Linked DNA regions of Mus musculus: region 2 is linked to region 1. A link is a loop called in an ENCODE intact Hi-C map of the cell type or tissue named here. Cell type or tissue: gastrocnemius. All regions are shown on one strand. Each heading gives the region's core, and the rest is flanking DNA. Links, peaks and the distances in the headings are about the cores only.

What was found. A loop is a pair of places that touch in the nucleus more often than their neighbours do. Peaks named below come from ENCODE experiments on the same cell type or tissue, not always from the same donor. Only the 100,000 strongest peaks of a DNase experiment are listed, where the experiment ranks them.
Region 2: a loop joins it to region 1, with 5 times the contacts of the local background. A loop is called at or near these places in 3 of 42 quality-filtered maps.

Annotation. Positions count from the first base shown.
Region 1 is chr14:76,107,079-76,113,290 of GRCm38, reverse strand. It overlaps Gpalpp1 (GPALPP motifs containing 1), which reads left to right and starts at 2,476. Exons shown (of 8, transcript NM_026177.3): 1 at 2,476-2,674; 2 at 5,838-5,970. The coding sequence starts at 2,587. Nufip1 (nuclear fragile X mental retardation protein interacting protein 1) reads right to left here and starts at 2,400. Exons shown (of 10, transcript NM_013745.5): 1 at 1,965-2,400; 2 at 1,294-1,367. The coding sequence starts at 2,358. In gastrocnemius, for the core only: no CTCF peak of the experiment used is centred there; a DNase peak (open chromatin) is centred at 2,440; H3K4me3 peaks cover 2,555 bases; H3K27ac peaks cover 1,708 bases.
Region 2 is chr14:75,281,585-75,287,166 of GRCm38, reverse strand. It overlaps Cpb2 (carboxypeptidase B2 (plasma)), which reads right to left. Exons shown (of 11, transcript NM_019775.3): 11 at 3,612-3,936. The coding sequence ends at 3,752. Zc3h13 (zinc finger CCCH type containing 13) reads right to left here and starts at 2,801. Exons shown (of 19, transcript NM_001359875.1): 1 at 2,502-2,801. It overlaps Gm35679 (a long non-coding RNA gene), which reads left to right and starts at 4,987. Exons shown (of 3, transcript XR_874823.2): 1 at 4,987-5,582. In gastrocnemius, for the core only: no CTCF peak of the experiment used is centred there; DNase peaks (open chromatin) are centred at 2,874 and 3,356; H3K4me3 peaks cover 2,421 bases; H3K27ac peaks cover 1,782 bases.

The sequences.
Region 1 (6,212 bases), core at 534-5,533:
ATGCACACAACTTGGGTAAATATAAACTCTCCTAAATTAGAAACATTAGATTATAGCTTGAATTTAACAAGAAAAAAAAAAAAAAGGAAGGGGGGCGCTCTGCTTTTATTTCACAGATTCTTCTACACTAAAAAGCAGCCAAGATTGCTGGGCATGGGGGCTCACACCTTTAATCCCAGCACTAGAAGGGAGGTAGAAGCAGGCTGAATCTGATCTACTAATTGAATCTAAGACAGCCAGGGATCTGTTAAACAGAGAAATCCTGTCTCAAAAAACAGCAAGATGCCGGGCGTGGTGGCGCATGCCTTTAATCCCAGCACTCGGAAGGCAGAGGCAGGTGGATTTCTGAGTTCGAGGCCAGCCTGGTCTACAAAGTGAGCTCCAGGACAGCCAGGGCTATACAGAGAAACCCTGCCTCGAAAAAACAAACAAACAAACAAACAAAAAAAACAAAAAACAAAAAAAAACAAAAACCAAAAAACAGCAAGATTATGAAAAATAAAAGATTTGTTATTACAATTTGGCTTGGCTTCCAACTCAGTTAAGAAAAACTTGGGATTCCCAGTCTTCTCCTAAAGTTCCAGCTGTCAGTCCCAATCTTCATAGTTTTTTGAACTAGTGGTTCTCAAACTTCCTAATGTTGTAACCCTTTAATACATTCCTCATGTTCTGGTGACCCCCCCAACCCTAAAATTACTTTCGCTGCTACTTTATAACTGTAATTCTGCTGCCGTCACGAACTGTAACGTAAACATCTGGTATGCAGCATATCTGATCCGCAATCCCTGTGAACGGGTTCTTCAACCCCTAGGTTTTAAATAAACTTCACTGGTTTTAACACTCACATTTATTTGTAAGCATAACCCCTACTAAGTCTGTACCAAGACAGTTGTTTGTTTTTTGTTTTGTTTTGTTTTTTGTTTTGTTTTGTTTTTTCGAGACAGGGTTTCTCTGTGCAGCCCTGGCTGTCCTGGAACTCACTTTGTAGACCAGGCTGGCCTCGAACTCAGAAATCCACCTGCCTCTGCCTCCCGAGTGCTGGGATTAAAGGTGTGAGCCACCACCGCCTGGCACCAAGACGGTTTTAATGTTCTTTCTTTTCCTATAATTTCATCATTTATTTTTCAATACTATTTTGTTTCAACATTTTACTTATAATTAAGTTCCTTAAACATACTACCCAAGTAAAGCTCTCCATGTCCACCACAGATGTGAAACACTGACAGTTACAACTTAATATATAGAGCAGTAACATTCAAGTTCAAAAGGCCACATTTATCATCTTGGAATTACCTTCGTTTTCTGTTTTCTGTTTTGAGGCAAATTGAATTTTGCATCATGTGATCGTGGAAAATAAGAATGTGTAACTAAAAAAGAAAAGAGGGTTTCATTTAAGATTGCAAAGGTACAATTGTTTATTGATCATTTTTTTCTTAGATTAAAAACAAAAACTGTGTAGGTAGCATGGAGTGCAGGTACTCTTGGAGGCCAGAAGAAAGCTATCGGCTCCTCTGAGGCTGGAGTTACAGGCAGTTGAGAGCCCAGTGTGGATGTTGAGAACCGAGCTTTGGTCCTCTGCAAGAGCAATAGAGTCTCATCGCCAACCCATTTCTCCACCTCCCCCCCAATCAATCCTTTTCTAATGCATACATACAATCATTACTTCCTAATACCTAGTTTTATCTCCTGTATCGCGTCTTCCTACACTGAGGGGATAGGAAGCTCTCAAAAGGTATGGATTTTTGTATGTTTTGTTTACTGCTATGCAAGTAGTCCCCAGTTTTATAGTTGGGTTAAATTAATAAAATTTTGGATGAGCAGGTGGCAGGAAACCTAGTGAGACACATTTTGAATACTCATTACCAGCCTCCAAAACTACAGCGCAAAGCTGAGAGATAAAAAGAGAAAGCTGGGAGAGGAAAGAAAGAGAAAGTAAAGTAGGGCCACTAGGAACTGCAGCTTACCCGGAGATTGGTAAGACGTGTGGTACGTGGAAAAACCATTAGGAGACAATCCCCAGTACCAAGGCGTGGAGGCTTGCAAATTCCAGGCCTGCTGGCCGCTGAACTGAGATTGAGCATCGGGCGGAGCCTGGGCATCGAAAGGAGGCTGCGCCGCGGGAAGAATCTGAGCATCGAACGGTGGAAGCGCTCCGGAGGGAGGCTGGGGCAGCACGTGAGGCTGTCCCTTCCGGCTCTGCTCCGAGCCCGCCACTGGGGACGACAGAGGAGGTGGTGGCGGCGGCAGCATGGCCCAGTACACCCAGTTGTCCCGCGGCGGCGCAGCTTCGCTCGGAGTCCCGGGCGCGGGAGTCAGATCCGGGGCCGAAGGCCACACGGCGGGTGCCGGTTCAGCCATGCCACCTAGCAAGCAGCGAGCCCAAAGTGCAACTGTGGAACTATCATTAAGCGTCACTTCCGTTACAGTAATCTGGCCAATGAGCCCATCGCGGGCTTACGTCATCAGACAAAGCCGGAAAAACCTTCGGGCCTTGCAGCAAATCCTGGTCTACACCGTCCAGCCTGGGTTTAGCTAAACTGCGTGTGCAGGTTGGCTTGGGCTTTGAGCGACTGTGCGTCGCAGCGAATGGCTAGGGACCTGATCGGGCCGGCACTGCCGCCAGGCTTCAAGGAGCACGCGACAGTTGAGGACGAGGAACGGGACCCGAGCCCGGGTAAGCAGCAGCGGGCGTCTGCACTCCCGGGAAGGACTGGCGACCACCGTGGAGTGGGCGCGGTCCGCCCTGGGGGAAAAGCTGGGCAACGCCTGAGTGTTTGGGACCCGATCATCGTTAAAATGACTATACAGTCCCAATTTGCTATTATTACGAATAGGACTGTGCTAACTGATCAATCTTCGTCCGGTCGTCTGTTTAACCCTTCCATCAACTGTATAAGAAAAGATGATGGATGGTGCATGTGTTACAAATGATGACAGCGGCTGATGAATCGGTGCCTAAGACACGCAGCTAGTCCGTGATGAAGCCCAAGTTAGAACCTAGTATCTCTATATCTTCAGATTTACAAGACTCTTGCCAAAGATCCTGTGCCTCTCTCCTCCCCGGCCTGACTTCCCGACCTCATTCTATCATTCCATCTTACACAGCAGCCCAGTGCCCACACAGTTCGAGTTTATGCTTTGACGATAGACTTTTGGGGGTGCTATGGTTGTACTTAAATGCCTGACAAAACGTCCTTCATATACCAGTTTAAGCGTCACCTTCCCGAGCATTGTCACGTCTTCCTCCGGGTTTTCCTCTCCCCAGTTACGCTAATATTTAACACATTCTGTTCAACTAATTTGTGGATATCTCAGTCTCCACCAATTCACTGTGTCTTGCAACCTTAACATGCATCTATGCCACATCAATACCTCGCACACTCTTTCATGCTTTTCCGGCTTTAGTGTTTGTTCCAGTTTGAAGGCCGGCGCTGACTCTACTTGGGAAAGAACAAAACTGACAGAATGTTGATCTGACTTTGTTTTTCTGGCTACCCAGAGACTATGTCTCCGGCAGATTCTTCCTTCCAGATCTTATTTCTAGTGCCGTTATTTTTAAAAATTCCCTTTATTCTTTGTTTTAGGAAGGAAATTTCTACCCAGTTAGGTTGAAGAAGTATGAGTGAATTCAATTTGGTAAATCCCCTGCAATTTCTTTACCTATTGTACAGGTAACAGACATTTGGGTAGATTCTGGTTTTGTTTTTGTTTTTAACTCTTACAAAGAGTGCCACTATGCACTGTGTATGTGTGTGCATGTGTATCTATCTGTCTGTCCGTCTATCTATCTCCTCTGTTATACACCCTCAGTTTCAGAATCCTACCAGTTTACCAAAGCCCTCAGTGAGTATAGGAGTTCTGATTGTTCCATGTTCTCCCTAATCATTTTCCTCTGTCTTTTCAATCTGGTGTTTTGAAGCCATATTTTGTAGTAATTTAAACTTGTATTTTCTTGTGAGAAATTAAATTGAACACTTTTCTAATTTTTTATTATCTTTTTACCACTGTGCTCTGATAGTCTTTTGCTTATTTCTTATTGAAATTTCTTTTGTCTTCTTGATCTGTAGTTTGTAAAATTGGCATACACAGCATTAGGTTCCATTATTTATATTCATGTGTTTGTGTGTGGGTATGTGCGTGTGAATGCAAGTACCTGAAGAGAACAGGAGTTGTGTGGACCCTTGAAACTGGAGTTACAGGCAGTTGGGAGCCTCCAGATGTGGGTGCTGAGATCTGAACTTGGGGCCTCTGCAGTGTACACTCTTAACTGCTGCCTGAGCCATCCTTAAGACCGAATTATGTCATTTTTTAAACAAAACTTTTTGTTAATTCTTCTTCCCACCCCCTCTTATCTCTTTTAGCCTTCAGGCATCTCCCATAACCTCCTTTCCCCTTCTGTGTCTCATGTGTGTCCCCTATTCTTCAATACCTCTTTTAACCCCCTCATAATCTCTTTTCTAGTTTCATAGCTTATATCCGTACTCAGCCCACTTAATATGCACTTGTATGAACATCAGAGAGGACTGTGTATTTGCCTTTCTGAAACTGGGTCACCTCACTATAGAACACTTTCCAGTTATATCCACTTTTCTAGAACTTTTGTGACTTCATTTTTATTTACAGCTGAGTAAAATCCCACTGTGTATTTTACACCATATTTCTGCTATCCATTTATCTGTTGATGGACATTTAGACTGGCTTCATTTCCTTCCTCTGTGTTGTGACTAGGGCATCAGTAAACACAGATATGCAGGTGTTGCTATTGCTGGTTAGTGGTCTTTTTGTCAGCTTGACATAAGCTTTTGGTCATAATTTTTCATCACAGCAATAGTAACCCTAACTAAGGCACTAGGTTTTTTCTTTCATGTTATCATAAGATATTTATTGGATCTATTACATTCGCTATTTTAAAGCATACTTTTCAGTGGCATTAGTTATATTCATACTGTTTGTGTAGCTGCCACTACCACTTCATCTCTGGAATTGAAAGTTGAGCAACAACCCCCCATATCTCCCTGCCCACAGTTCTTAATAGTTGCTGTTCTGTATTGTGAATATGCTGAATTAAGTACCTTGGAGGTGTGGGGCTCAAACAGTCTGTCTGTTTAACCCTTCCATCAACTGTATAAGAAAAGATGGTGGATGGTATGTGTGTTACAAATGGTGTCAGCTACTATAAGTAGCACTTTTCATAAATGCCCTCAGGGTTCATCTCTGTAACATTCTTCAATGTTTCCTTCTATTGAGGACTCCTGGTCTAAGATTTAAACTTTATCGGCCACATTTTACAGAGCAACAAAGTAACACAAGCAGTTTAACTTACACAATCATATAGTTAGTAAGTGGCAAAGTCCAGATTCAAAGCCAAAGACTCCAGCTCCAAAGCTTGCAGCCTTTCCCTCCTTTGTATTAGAAGTACAACCTCTTCAGCCTCCAGCATTGGTGGCGAGTACATAGTGTATTCTCTCCTGCTGACTCTTCCTGTCTAGAATGTTCTTTTGGATTGCTGTATGACCACTGTTGTCTTGTCACTTAAGTCTACCAAATGCCTTGTCAGAGTGACCTGCCCTGGCCACTGTCTTCCAAATTGCCCCCCTCCACACAGACACATGTTTTTAAAGTTTCAATATAAGCACTTTGTCTGGACTGACCTTTTTACGTTGGTTTCTTTGTATTTACTGATACATCCTCAGTGGGTGGATGGGTTGGTAGGTGGATAGATAGTTAGAAGACATAAGTCCATAGTAAATGCTAGCCTACTGTGGCTATGAAAAGACCCATTTCCATCAGGAGGATTTGGTGAAAGGGCTGTAACACATCCATCTAAACTTTCACAGTTGCAGGGCCAGCTCTGCCCCCTAATTACAGAAGCTGCAGTTCAGACTCCTCAGACAGTGACGAGGACAGTAGTTCTTTATCTGAAGAAGGCAATCAAGAGTCTGAAGAAGAGGACACTGGTCCAAATGCAAAGTAAGTCACTAAATTATATAATAAACCAAGCTTTACACTGTTGTTTTAAAAACAAAAATCCCTGCTGTTCGAATTACCAAGTAAAGATTCCGAAGTCAGACACTGTGGTGAAAGCCCACTCGCTCAAAGAGGCAGAGAAAGCACCCAGATGACCTTCCTCCTCAGCCAGAAGGAAAAGACCCTTTTCCATGCTGTCTTAAATCCACTCCAACTCAAAGACCCCCCTTTCTGTTCACTCCCAC
Region 2 (5,582 bases), core at 583-5,582, 830 kb after region 1:
ACAGTTACAACTTTGCACGAATAAATGCTTTCTGTTTGCACAGAAGATAGTATAGTTTAAAATCTCATTTGTCAGAAAATAAATATATAATCTGCAATACACCAAAAAAATTCTGTTTCATATATTAAGCCATTTAACTCAAAACCATGTAATCACTGATGTTTTGAAAGCTCAAAAATTCCCATCCTAAATGCTGGGTTCACAAAGAAAGATGAATACTACAAAAGAGTAGAATTTAAATTTGATTAAAAGTCAAAAACCATTAATGAGACAGATATGAGTATTTCAAAGTGGAAGAGAACTATCAGACATAAAGAACCAGAATTGTAGATGCCAATGTCTTTCCAATCAGAGACTGTAAACCAACCACTTATTATTAAACTGACTCTTGCCTGAAGATGTTCCTCCATTTGGTATTCAAATTATTCTTTGGTTAAGGCTATCACCACCTATTTCTTCCATCTTTCTCAAATACAAGAGTTATCAAAACCAAATGACTATGCAGTTGTTTTCCTTTATCTAGTCTCCTCTGGAGTGTAATAAATATTTGGAACTTTCATCATCTCCTTTCAATTAAAAAAAAAAAGGAAGAAAATTCAAATTCAGGGACAATAATACTGAGCCTATTAAGAGAAAATACATCTCAAATATGAGAACTGCTCCCCTTCTTCAGGGAACAATATACTCTGAGTTCCATACCATCAACCTGGCTGAGAAAGGAGCATGGCAGAGGTGGCTCTTCTTGAATAAGTAATTACTTTCAAGGCCTCTTAAATTTTGTTAATAAAAAATATGCTAATTGTGAATTCCCTTATCCTAAATGTTTAAAACCAGGTATATTTTGGATTCAAATCCTGTTAAGCTAAATATATGTGTGTGTGTGTGTATATGTATAAGTAATATATACATATAATACATATATGTATCTTTAAAAAAGACCAAGATTTAAATTCAAAATTTATGCTTAATACAATATAAATTAACACTAATGACTTAATATAATGTATTGATATAAAAGTCATACTGTGCTTTAGTATTCTAAATTTATATTACAGACATTAAACTGAGGTAAGTGTCTCCAGTCTAGACATTAATCAGGCCCAATCCAGATAAGCTTCTGAGATCAGGTGTTCAGGGTGATACGGCCTGCTGAGAACAGAGAATATACTCAGAATAAAGGTTAGTGTTCACTCCAAGTCACCAGTAAACAGAAAGCAAATAAAGAAGCTGTATCCCTGGATTGAACATATCCAGGAAAACAAAAACAAAAACAAAGCAACACAAAACAACAACAAAAAACCCAAAAACCAAAACTACACTGTGTACAAACCTTATTTACATTATTTAAAATTAGCATAAAGTACTTTTATAGGATTTACATTGCACTATGTATTAGAAGTATAGAGATGATTGAAGGCATATAAAACATCGTTTTCCAGAAGGGATTTGAGTTTCTGCACATTTAGGTATCTGAGTCACCCCCTATGTGTTGGTATCAACTACATCCTACCAGATGCTCACACTGAAACTCAAGTTTCAGGGCACAACCGTTTGCACAGAAATTGTGACATTCCTACATCAGCTTGCTAAGTCTCCAGATGAAACTGTCATCTGATATAATCTAACTAAGAAGTTGGAGGTTATTTAAAAATTTATACGTCTGTGTTGCGAAATATTGTTGTTTGGATTCTAAAGCTAGTAATGTTAAGTACTACATAGCAAAACTAAGCATATAGGCAGAGCCGCATAGTGATCTGGACTAACTAAATAAACATATCACAGACTTTTAAACCCTTAAATGCCAAACTTAAAGGTCCAACCTTTTCAAATTATTTTTTTTTGAAATTCACAAACCAGGAGAGACTGTGCACGCCCATAACTGAAAGAGTTCAAATTATCTGAAGACTCCTAATAAAACGAATTAACTTAAGATACTGCCTCTCACAAGCAAGATCCTACCAATATCATCCAAGTATTTTCTTCAACTCTGAATACTTTTCCAGCCACATAAATGTCAACCTGCTTAGCAAGTGATACTGCCAGATATATCTTCTCCTTTCGTTCCAGCTTCCCGTTGCCTGGGAGTATAAAGATAAAACAGTACTCCTACACTCCCAATAGTATTTACTGCAGCCGGGAAATAAGCAAGACCAGGAACAATCAAAAGGACTCTCCTTTCTTCAATAGATCTGGAATACGTGAAGAAGGCAACTCTAAATCCAAGAAACACAACTGCTGCATCCTTTCACCACACACAAATGCGACCACCACACCACGGTATCCGAGTCCGCCTGCTTCCTGACACAGACTGCAGAATCACAACTGGAGCAACAGCCAGATCTAACACCAAGAGCCTCTGCAGAGTCAAGGGTGGGATGCTCAAACAGCGTTCAGAAACACAAGCAGCACAGAACAAGGCGAGCGAGGATGGAGGCCACAGCGCAGGACGCCCACACGAGCCGGGTCCAACGCCTCTTCCCATCCGCTCCCCGAACGCTTACCTCCTCTCCAAGCACCCTTGTAAGCGCAGTCTTCAGGACGTCCCTGACGCCTCAGCTCCGGCTGTCCCCGCGCCCGGCCCCGGGAGGACGACCAAGAGGACGTGCACGCGCGGCTCCCAGGGGCCGGCCCTCCTCAAGCGGGGCGGACGCCGGGAACAGGGAGCAGCGGAGCCGCCCGGATCTTCTCCCAGCTCTGGAGAGCTCCGGACACGAGACGAGAGACGCACAGAAGCCACTGCAGAGCAACGCTAAGACCACAACTCTGCCTGGCCGCTACACTGGCAGCATCTAAAAGCCGACGGAAGTCGCGAGTTTGCCCGACTCCTCCGCAGGCAAGGCAGCTTCCGGCCCCCAGATTAGTCGTCATCGAGTAAGCCCCGCCCCTCTCAGACCACGCCCCCTCGCGTCCGACGCGAGGGCAGTGCGGAGTGTGTTCCTGACGCCTGTTTACTAAGGTCTGGGGACACGGAGTCAGCGTGGGAGGACGGAGATTCTCAGTTGACTGAGATTCTGGTTTTCACCGTTTTCCATCGCATAAAGTGCTACTTTGTTTCGGCAGTAACCACCAGCCTGGTGCGTTTCGAAGCTGCAGATTTTGACAACCGCCCGTCCCCCGCCTGGGCCTGAAGCTGGAGCAGAAATGCACGGATTGCGTTTTCAAGAACAAGAGCAGAGACTGATTAAAATTTTAGGGTGCAAACCCTTGAGGTGCTACAGAGTGCCTTTGCTTTTCCTGCTTGGATCCAATGATCTCCGTAGATTTAGGGTAAAAGTTGCTTAGGAGGAGCTGGAGAGATGGCTCCAGCCGTTAAAAGCGGTTGCAGCTCTTTCAGAGACCAGGTTTGACTCCCATCCCCCACGTGACTGCTGACCACCTTCTGTAACCTTCAGTAACAGCGGTTCCCCATTTTCTTCTGGCCTCTGATGGGGGTCCAGCATAAACCTGGTGCTTAAACTCACACCCTCACGCCCCACCACACACACAGTACATCTTAAAACTGCTTAAGATAGCTGTTCATCATAAATCAAGGGACGGTGGGGTGGGACCAGTAGCTAACCTCTTAGAATAAAAATAATAAAAATAAAAATGTTAAAATACACAGGGGGCCATTTTCACTCTTAAGCTCAAAGTAGTGTGCTTTTTATTCTTCAACAAAACCAAGGAAACTGATTCAACTTAGAAGCTAATGCAACAGTTAAGTGTTGCTGAAATCAATAAAATAAAAATAATGAGAGCGGAGGTTAGGGCATTAAGTGTTCCTGATGACATGCCAAACTATTTTAGAGATGGCGGCCAAAGCTTCTGCACAAGTGGGTTTGATGTATCTCTCAGGCAGCAAGAATCCGTATCTGCCTGTATCTCGGAGCTCAATTGTAAACGAATATTTGATGCCCAAATCATAGATCCAATCGTCAGAACCTCCAGGAGCTAGATCTAAAAGAGACACAAAATATATTTATTTCATAGCAACAAACACTTTATTTCATTGTAGAAACGAAAATAGCTTCCTTCTGGATGTTACCTAAATTTCTTATCTGAAAGTTGTAGTCATCTAAAAGAAACCATGTTAAGAAAGAAAACACATGTTGCCCAGAACTCAACAATAATCTGATTAAGGAGTGATAACTGCCAATAACATTTTAGTACATTTTACAGTGCATGTACTTTCTGTCTTAATTTGTAACATTTCTGGAAGTAATTATTGTAACATTACCAAATGTATCATTATTGTGTTTGAATAGACATTATTTTGAGTCATTTTAAGGGATTGCATTGTAAACTATAGTTGATTCAAATAATTTTGTTGATAAATAACTTAGTTTCTTTAGAATGAGCACCATTGTCCATAAATCAATGTTTCCTACTTCAGTAGCTTTTCTAGAGTTAAAGTTCCTTGACTAAAGTGGTGTACCTTTTACAGTTACCACACTTGTCACCAAGTACTAATCAAAAGAATGGAACCTCTCTCCTCCCAGGAGAGTGTCAGCATACCCAACTGGCAGCTTCTGCACCATGGGCAAGAATCTTGCATCCTGTCAGTTTTCTGGGAAGAAGAAGAAGGAGGAGGAGGAGGAGGAGGAGGAGGAGGAGGAGGAGGAGGAGGAGGAGGAGGAGGAGGAAGAAGAAGAAGAAGAAGAAGAAGAAGAAGAAGAAGAAGAAGAAGAAGACGACGACGATGACGAGGAGGAGGAGGGAGAGGAGGAGGAGGAGGAGGAGGAGGAGGAAGAAGAAGAAGAAGAAGAAGAAGAAGAAGAAGAAGAAGAAGAAGAAGAAGAAGAAGAAGAAAGAAAGAAAGAAAAGAAGAAGCAATTGTCTTTGATTTAGATTTCTTTATCAATGGATTGCATACATTTTTATATTCATTTTTATATTTTTTCTATCAATTTTCTTGATTGCTTTTTTTTTGCTGCGGGTGGGGGGCATTCGAGACAGGGTTTCTCTGTGTAGCCCTGGCTGTCCTGGAACTCACTTTGTAGACCAGGCTGGCCTCAAACTCAGAAATCCGCCTGCCTCTGCCTCCCAAGTGCTGGGATTAAAGGCATGTGCCACCAACCACCCTGCCTAGCCTCTTGATCACTTTTCTACATGGTTAATTTCATATGCTGTTTGTAAGAACTGCATTACTGTCATGAAATCTATGTAAAGTGTGAGGTTTTTCTCACTCAAATTCTTAGCTTATGGCGGGGTTATTTGTGCTTTAATATTTGATCAGTTTGGCATTTATTTTAGTGAAAATGTATTAGTAACTCAATTCAATTTTTATTCTTAGTGGCCTGTGAGATTTTCCAGGGCTGATAATTAAATATGGTTTGAAATGCCTCCTCTATAACATACTAGGTCTCCTTATATATTTGAATATCTTCCTGTGCCTGTTATTCCCGTCCAGTGACCTGCCTCTTCTAGGCTTAGTTCCACACCATCCTAATTATCCTATGTTTATAATATGCTTGAGAGCTCAGTGGGGTCAAATGTCTCTTATTAGCCTTACTTTTAGCATTTTACAAATTCCTCTACCATATGCATGCTTCCAAATAAACTTCAAAATCATGTCAGGATTAATAAAAGTACATCAAATATAC